2 separate regions of the Homo sapiens genome follow, and region 1 is linked to region 2. A link is a loop called in an ENCODE intact Hi-C map of the cell type or tissue named here. Cell type or tissue: natural killer cell. All regions are shown on one strand. Each heading gives the region's core, and the rest is flanking DNA. Links, peaks and the distances in the headings are about the cores only. Region 1 overlaps TSPAN18 (tetraspanin 18). Region 2 overlaps ALX4 (ALX homeobox 4).

Region 1 (4,383 bases), core at 133-4,132, 620 kb before region 2:
CTCCAGCATGAAAATGTCCTCCTGCTTAAGACAGTTTACCAGTGTTAAAGTCCTTTGGGGAATTCCCCTGGACCCAGCCATTCCTGGGGCTTCCCCTCATCAAGGCCTTTCCCAGGGTTTGCATCCCATTTGCCTAAGGACACCTTTGTCAGCCATTCCTGATCCTCTAATTTGCATCACTTTCCTTAGGATGGAAAAATTAGCAAAGGGGAGGAAACTGCTATGTTGTCTAGTTGGGAACATTTCCAGGCTTTTCTAACCCATCTGCTTATAGGCAATGTCTGCTCACAGTTCCCATTTCTAATAAATATTTACCAAATTTACATACTGCATGTACAATTCAGCTCATTTATCTTTTTTGAATATACTCATCTCTTTTTGCTGTTCTTTTTTCCAGTTGAGCTTGCCTTCATTATAAAATATTTTTAAAATTAGAATTTTTAAATAAGTTGGCTTAAAAAAATCCTTGAAATACTCAAAGGTAAGCAAATGAGAAAAAGGGATGCCACAAATTTTCAATAGGAGGCTGAAATTGTCCTATTGCATGTGAGTGCTGTAATACTGATCAACACGAGTATTTGGGAAATGGACCTTTAGATAGATAAATTGATCATTAGGTGGTCTGGTCATTAGACTGATTGTCCCCAGGTCCTGTAGGACTTCAGTCTCAGAGCAGAGGGAAGGGGACAGTCAGCCCCATCTCAAGGCCTCCTTGCTTTGTGAACCTTTGAGCCAGGTTTCCTGGGCTGACTAAAGTCACTCTTTTGGCCCCTCTCAAGACAAGCCTTCTCTCCTTTCTGACAGGCTGAGAAAGCAGTGAAAGGCTTCTAGAAGGATCCCAGAAGCTGCCAGGGGTGAGGCTCCATGCCCTCTTCGGTTGGAACCACCACACAGTTAGGTCCAGGTTCAGCCGGGAAGGGAGAAGTGGTTTTTCTTATTTTTTAGGGCATAAACCTTTTTGAAAACCTTCCAGAAACTTTGGTGCCTTTCTCTGGAAACACTCACAGAACCCCCCCAACCCCCATGCACACAACACACATGCACACACAACACACATGTGCACACACAGGCACATGTGCACATGCATATATATGTGCACCCACGCACACATGACACCCATGCACATGTAACGCCCATGCACGTATAACACCCATGCATGCATAACACCCATGCACATACAACACCCATGCACGTGTACATATGCACAAAGCAATGCACACATGTACACACAAACACACACGATAGAACACAACATACATGCACATACAACACACGTGCACATACACACTGTACCCATACACATGAGTATGCACACAATCCATGTATACACAATACACATACACAGGACCTGACATAACATAACATTTTGCATATAATTTTAGGTAAATTTTGGAGTCCATTCCAGGCTATCCAGAGCCTGTGGATAGCCCTGGTCTGGGAGCCAGAAGACCTTGATCCAAGCGTCCTTTGCCTCTGACCCACACTGTGACCTCAGGCTTGTGTGGGCGGGGCCCTAGAGAGGGGAGGGCAAGCAGGGGAAGTGGAGAGAGAGACAGGGAAACGGGGAGGGAGAGATCAGGACAGGGACAAGGAAAGGGCGTAGGAATAAAAACAGAGATCAAGAGAAAGACAAGGCCAAGTGTGTGGTGCCCGCCTGGAATCCCAACACTCTGAGAGGCCGAGGCGGTGGATCATTTGAGCCCAGGAGTTCAAGACCAGCCTGAGCAACATGGTAAAACCCTGTTTCTACAAAAAATACAAAAATTAGCTGGGCGTGACAGTACGTGCCTGTGTTCCCAGCTACTCGGGGGGCTGAGGTGGGAGGATCACTTGAGGCTAGGAGGTTGAGGCTGCAGTGAGCTGAGATCACACTGCTGCACACCAGCTTGGGCCACAGACTGAGACCCTGTCTCGAAAAAAAAAAGGACAGAGATGGGGAGGACAGAGGCAGAGAGGAAAGGGAGCTACACAGAGATAGGCAGAAAGAAGGGGGACAAAGGGAGAGAGGCGGGGGTGGGGAGGGGAAGGGGAAGGATCTGCCATCAGGCCTTGTCGAAGGGCCCCCAGCCTGGCAGCCAGGATCACCTCTCTCGGGAGGATCGTGGACACATCTCCTACCCCTGGGCCTCAGTCCTGCCTCGCATAGCACGGGAGGGAGGACGTCCTGGGGCGGCTGGCAGGTTTGCAGGCAGCCACTTACTGGAGGAGACTAGAGCCGCTCCAGCCTGCTCCCAGCCAAGAACACCAGCCTGGCTTCCTGTCTTGGCTTCAGAGCCGAGCCCATTAACAATGAATGAGTCCCTGGGGGCCGAGGTGAGGAGGGGGAAAGGGAGGCTGGGTCTGTTCTGGGACCCATATCCAAGCTCCTTTTAAAGTCCCCTCGGGCTCCCCAGCCAAGACTTCTGCGAGCACCGTGACAAGCTGTAGAGAATTGTCCACCAGGGGGCGCTCAAAGTTTTTCTTTGTTTCTCTTCAAATGAAGTCTGCAGTGTTTGCGCTGTTGAAGGACAAATAGGCCCAAGGCTCCTTGTCACTCATTTCGCAGCTGACTTCACTTCCTTTGGATGGGGAGCATCTCACCGGGACACAAATGGGGCCGTGCAGTGTGCTCTCGTCTGGGGAGGAGGTATGGTGCCAGGTCTCTCCTCCCAGCACTGCTGGTGCTGGCTTATCTACAGAACCTTGCAAGGGAGCCCCCCAGCCAACCAGCCCAGTTCTCCCTGTCATTTAACTCCGCCCACGAATTCGCCCATGAGGAGCATCCGCAAGCTTACCCAGACACACCCACGCTTCTCTAAACAGGGCTGTTTTTAACTTACCCTGTAGCGGGACTGGGCTCAGCCCAGAAGTTCTCCAAGTCCAGGACCTCTTAGAGAAGACCCATCCACCCAGCACAGGAAAGCAGGCGGAGGCCCCAAGCGCCACCACCCATGGGAATCCAGGAGACTCGAGAACGAGAAGACCCACTGCTTGTCTGGTTTGGCTGTGATCTATAGCTGAGCTGGTCGGCCCCCTCGTTTAACAAGAAGACATGGCTGCTCTGGGAGGTTGGGGAACTAGATGGGAGGCACACCCTTAGGGGATGGAGCAGGGAGTACCCTCAAACCAGGCCTGCCCACTGCCCAGCTCATCCGCACGGCTCGGCTGCCTCCCCTGTGCCTGTCTGTGAGGGAAGGGACCATCACTCCTGGTCCCCGACATATCTTCAGCACCCAGTGAACTACATGCGCATGATAGGAGTTCAAGGGCTACTTACTTGATGAATAAGAAACCTTCAGAGGCCATATCATACCGTTTCAGAATTGCATATCTACAAGGGGAAGGCCTCATCCACTAGGCATCTTAGCGATGTTACTAAGGAGTTATATATTAGAGTTTTTAATAGCAAGCAAGTGGAAAAACATCAAGGTCAATGTCAGTGCTCTCAGCTGACCATGCCTTGGAGAAACCTGGTTGTTCAGACCTGGATGCCAAGGCCCCCGCCATCTGGGCCAGCTCACCCACTGCAGGCACGGGCCCACTGCAAAAGCAGGCTCTGGAAGCTGGGGCCACCAAGGCAGATGGAAAAGGCTGGGGACCGCCCCACCCCTGGAGGTGGACCTATGTGGCACAAACCTTATTCTGAGTTTCCTGGCATGCGGACACAGACTAGGTGTGTGTTAAGCCAAGGGTCCTGGATTGACTGCAGGAAAGCAGCAAAATGAAGTGGGAGAGAGGAAGGGCTACCCCAGGGAGAAAACAGGTCCCAAAGGCATGGGAAGAGGCAGCCTGAGGCACTGCAGGGGCCCTGACCTAGCGTCTGTATCATCCCCTCTGCTGCCAACTCCATGGGACTCTGGGCAAGTTGCTGAATGTCTCAGGGTTTCAGGACCATTGACTACCAAATGAGTGGGGTCAGACGTGCTCATCTCCATGATCCCTTCTGCTTTGACAGCCCGCCCCAGTTTGGGAAGCACTGGTCTGAATGGAAGCCAGGCAGGGCCTGGGAGTCTGCAGCCAATCCCTGACACCCCTCAGAGCACCCATGGATGGGGTGGGGGCTGGGGTACTCACAAATAGCAGCAGACACTTGTTCTCACGGACGGCCCCGCAGCAGCCCAGGAAGCCGAGCAGAAAGAGCAGGCCCCCCATGGCCAGGAGGATGTAGGCGCCCGTGAGGAGCAGAGGATTGGCAGCCACGATCTCCCGGAAGCCGGTGGGGTCCACCATGACCCAGATGCCGATGGCCAGCAGGCAGGCCCCGCCCAGCTGCTCGGGCCAGTGGAGGAGTTGGGAGGAGAAACAGGCAGAAAGGGAGGTTAGGCACTTCTGACCCACCACTCCCCTGAGCCAGCCCCAGGGTCAGAGGCATCAAGCACTAGGTGAGCCAGGCAGGAATTCACC
Region 2 (4,383 bases), core at 288-4,287:
TGGCAATACCCAATTCAAGAGCCACTCCATTGCAGAGGCCTTCTCCGACCTTTTCAACCAAAATTGACCGCTCCTTTCTGTGGGCCCTGCCGTGTCTGGGAAACAAGACTTTTGCCCTGGGGACCCTGGAACACTTGACCGTGCTTGTCCCTCATGCATCTCTTCCACTAGGCCATGATTCCTAAGGGAAGCTCTGAATGAATCAGTAAGGCAAGACACAGGGTGGGGGAGAGAACAGGAAAGACAAATTCCAGACACAAGCTGGGGGATGGAGGGGACCCAGGCCTTGGCAGAGGGGCCATGGGGGCTGAGGGCTGGACAAAGTTTAGGGTTCTTTCTTTCCACCATTTCTTTTTTTTATACAAGGAAACTTTACTCATTTGGACTAACTGTAGGACAGTTGAAATTACAGTAGACTCAAAAATTAAAGTACTTTTTAAACTTTTAAGTTCCAACAGTAGCTTGACCTTGGTCTCCTACAGCTCTCAGAAGAGCTGCTTAAAGGAGCCCCATGTTCTAATTGGGTCACAGTGGCTTCCACGGGAGTGAGGGCTTCCAGAGGGCTGGGGAGCAATGTGTGCTCCCAGAGTTGGCATTTGTCTTGTGATTTTTATTGCAACGTACAAGGCCCCTTGTAGAATTATGAATGGTGGTGGTGATGAGGGGAAGGCGGGGAGGTTGCCAGGTAAACTCATCCAGGTCCTGTTCAAATGATTACATATGCCAGCTTCACAAGAGGGGTTCCTAGGGAAGGTGCCTTCTTTCCATTAGTCCACATACCTTTTCTTTTAAAAACCTTTTTATTTTGATACAGTATTACACTTAAAGTTATAAGTGGACTACAAAGAATTCCCAGATGCCTTTTATGCTGACTCCCCAAATGGTGATGTTTTGCCATATTTGCATTATTTTCAATCTCTCTGGGTCTCTCTCTGTGTCTCTCTCTGTGCATATGCTCTGTTTATGTATGTATTGATATACATGCATACGATATACAGCTGTATCATTTAACAGTAAGTTGCAGGCTGGGCGCAGTGGCTCATGCCTGTAATCCCAGCACTTTGGGAGGTCGAGGAAGGTGGATCACCTGAGGTCAGGAGTTCGAGACCAGCCTGGCCAACATAGGGAATCACTTGAACCCGGGAGGCAGAGGTTGCAGTTAGTCAAGATTGTGCCACTGCACTCTAGCCTGGGCAACAGAGCAAGACTTTGTCTAAAAACAAACAAACAAAAAAAGAGTAAGTTGCAGACATATGACTCATATGCCTCTTTGCCTCTAAGTACTTCAGTGTGTGTAGGCCCTGAAACAAGGCACTGGTCCACATCTGAGGTCCCAGATGGTCAATGAAGTTGATCTTCAGCAGAGCAGTTTGATCAGGGGCAGCCTTGAAGGTTGTTGCAAGGGGGCCAATCTCTTGAGGCAGCTGAGAGCAGCCATTCTCCTGTGACTTCCTCCCTTCCTCCTTGACCCTGTCTCCTGTCTGCCTGTCCCAGTCCCACCCACAGCATCCACCCCAGGAGGGCCCAGTAGGCATGCTCCAGGCATGAGATTCAAGTCTCAGCTCTGCCTCTTACCAGTTTTTTGTTTTCTTTTCTTTTCTTTTCTTTTTTTTTTGAGACAGGTCTCTGCCTCTGTCACCCAGGCTAGATGGAACTCTGGGGTCAAGTGACTCTCCCACCTCGGCCTCCCAAAATGTTGGGATTACAGGCATGAACCACCACCCCTGGACCTTCTTAACAGTTATTGATTCTTAGCAAGGCATTTACCCCCTCTGGCCTCAGTTTCTGGGGCTATAAAATGGAAACCTGGCGGTTGTAAAGAGGCTGGAACCCTACTGGTGGCATAATAGATGCCCTAGTACTTTGTAAAGTACAAAGCCCAGTTCCTGGTTTTGTTTAGTTTGTTTGTTTGTTTTTTGTTTTTGCGAGAGCCCAGCATTAATCCCTTTTCGTTCCTGGACTCTGGGAAGCCCACTCCATCTCTAGACTAAGAGAAAAACAGTCCTCCCCACTCACCCCTGCCATTGCAGGAAGAACTGAGAGAGCTTCTGTGTGAGGGCGGAGCAGTGGAGGACGGGGTGGCAGACCCTGCCTCGGCGGATGCCTGCCTCGGGAAGAACCCACGGGGAAGCTGGTAACAAGTCTGCCAGCCACATGGAAAGCCGCTGGGCCAAACGACAGGGGTGTCCTAGGGAGCTTTTGCAAGGCAAAGGCTTTTGCAAGTTAGTCAGTTTCCTGAGCACCCACTGTGCGCCACCCTCTCTGGAGGGCCAAGGAATCCCCATGGGTCTCCAAAGGGAGGCCACTTAAGGAATGAAAAAGAGCCCAGGTCTCAGCCTGTCTGTCACTCAGTCACTAGTGACACTGGTGGGTCCCTTCTCTCGGCGCCTCACTTTGACCGTCTGTCCAATGAGGATGCTGGGGCCACAGTGTGGGAATTCTGAGGAGACTGGAATGAGGCAGGAATGTGAAAATACCCAGAACTAGGGGAGGAAAGACCCCTGCAAGGAAGGCCAGCGACCCGCCCCATCCATCTCTTTGTCCCTTGTAGTGCTGGAATGGTGGCAGACGCGTAGTAGGGCTGAATTACTGCTTGAGTGGCAAATCCTCCCAGCTAGGACCTGGGTCTTCAAACAAACGTCTAGAAACCTCATTAGGCACTGGGGCCCCAGGATCATCACCTTCCGTCCAGTGACTTTATTGGAACTGCAGTGCCTCCTGGTGGCCAGCATGCACAACTGCAGTCTTGATCTTGGCCTGCTGGGAGTTGGGCCCTGGAACCTGAATGCTTAGCCTTCTGGGTAAGCAGCCAGGGCCGGGGACTCCTCTTCAGTCTTGGCTTCCCACAGGGCTGTGCCCCTCCATCTCCTCTTCTCATACCCCTCCCTGGCAGGAATTCATGCAATGTTGTTGAGCTGAGCAAACAGAAGGCAAGAGGTTTGTCCAGGGCCAGGGAGCTGCCGGGGTCATCTTTGGTCCTTCCTGCCCTGCGCTGTGGCTGGTTTCCTCGACCCCCCTCATCCTGAAAGGTCCCTTCTTCCGACTCCATGCAGCAGCCTCCTGACACAAGCAGTGTGTGCAGGGGACCAAGGACCTCCTGTGTCTGGAGCCCAGCTCCAGGGCCTGGGGCCTTTTCCTGCAGACACACTGGCCACCCTCAGCTGTGCCTGCAGAGCTGCCCCAGCCAAACCAGAGGCAGAAGGAGCCCAGAGGAGTCTCCCTCAACCCAGGCACACACAGGCATTTGCATTAATTCCAGGGGTGTGTCCTGAGCCCTTACTCACACGAGGCCCAGGCCCCAGCAGTACATCTGGGAGGCCCACTCTGACCAGCTCACAGTCTAGGGAGGGAGCAGGCCCATGAGCCGGTGCTGTAAAGCAGGGGATTCAGTGTTTAAGAGGCAAGGGAGGTCCTGGAGGAAGAAGGGTGGCCCTTGGCTGAGCTTTGAAAGCCCAGGAGAGGGAATTCACAGCAGAAGAAAACAAAAAATAAAATGTTCCATAGTTAAAAAATAAAAAAAAAAAAAGGAAAGACAAGATCTCACTTTCATCCATCGTGCTGGCAAAGATTTTAAAAACACTATAATGACCATTATTGGCTCTGAAGTGGGAGGGGACACCGTGGTAGCTGAGGACATTACATGTTTCTGGAAGACAACTTGGCCGTGTTTCTCAGAGACCCTCAGATATGTGGATAATTGAACTTCATATTTCTAGTTCTTGGAGCTTCTCCTAAGGGAATCGCCATGCATGTATTGAGAGATTTAAATCACAGACCTGCTATGATTTCAAACAAGTAGAAACCTGTGAGCCCAACAGAAAAGGATGGATTAAATAAAATAGTGATTGTTCTCGCTACGTAACCATTAAGGATGGTGTGGTAGAAGAATATAGAACAGCATGGAAAGGGGTACGGAATATGGTTAGATTTTACTAAAATGTTTATAGGCTGGGCACGGTGGCTCACGCCTGTAATCCCAGCACTTTGGGAGGCCCAGGAAGGCAGATCATCTGAGGTCAGGAGTTCGAGACCAGCCTGGCCAACATGGCGAAACCCTGTCTCTACTAAGAGTACAAAAATTAGCCGGGCGTGGTGCTGGGTGCCTGTAATCCCAGCTACTCAGGAGGCTGCGGCAGGAGAATAGCTTGAACCGGGGAGGCGGAGGTTGCACTGAGCCAAGAGTGCACCACTGCACTCCAGCCTGGGCGACAACAGCGAGACTCCATCTCAAAAAAAAACACAAAAGTTTACAAAGTAATGTTTTCTCTGTGTGTGTTTGTGTGTGTGTGTGTATGTGTATGTGTGTGAGTGATTTTCTTTTGGTCTGTCTTGATTTTTTTTTAATCTTCCATATAGAACATAGATTACATTTGTAATGCGAAA

Evidence for each region. Hi-C counts contacts between places; a loop is a spot of excess contacts. Peaks named below come from ENCODE experiments on the same cell type or tissue, not always from the same donor. Only the 100,000 strongest peaks of a DNase experiment are listed, where the experiment ranks them.
Region 1: it touches region 2 in a loop (11-fold over the local background); 13 of 110 quality-filtered maps call a loop at or near these places.

The regions. Positions count from the first base shown.
Region 1 is chr11:44,909,570-44,913,952 of GRCh38, reverse strand. TSPAN18 (tetraspanin 18) reads right to left here. Exons shown (of 10, transcript NM_130783.5): 5 at 4,054-4,248. Among named protein-coding and RNA genes, the nearest start is that of TP53I11, 39 kb to the left of the region's middle. RefSeq lists an enhancer at 2,090-2,946. In natural killer cell, for the core only: CTCF peaks have their summits at 2,236 and 2,435 (motif pointing right); a DNase peak (open chromatin) is centred at 2,442; H3K27me3 peaks cover 178 bases.
Region 2 is chr11:44,284,828-44,289,210 of GRCh38, reverse strand. All of the region lies in intron 1 of ALX4 (ALX homeobox 4), which reads left to right. Among named protein-coding and RNA genes, the nearest start is that of ALX4, 23 kb to the left of the region's middle. RefSeq lists enhancers at 1,659-2,631, 2,632-3,605. In natural killer cell, for the core only: CTCF peaks have their summits at 2,521 and 2,722 (motif pointing left); a DNase peak (open chromatin) is centred at 2,720.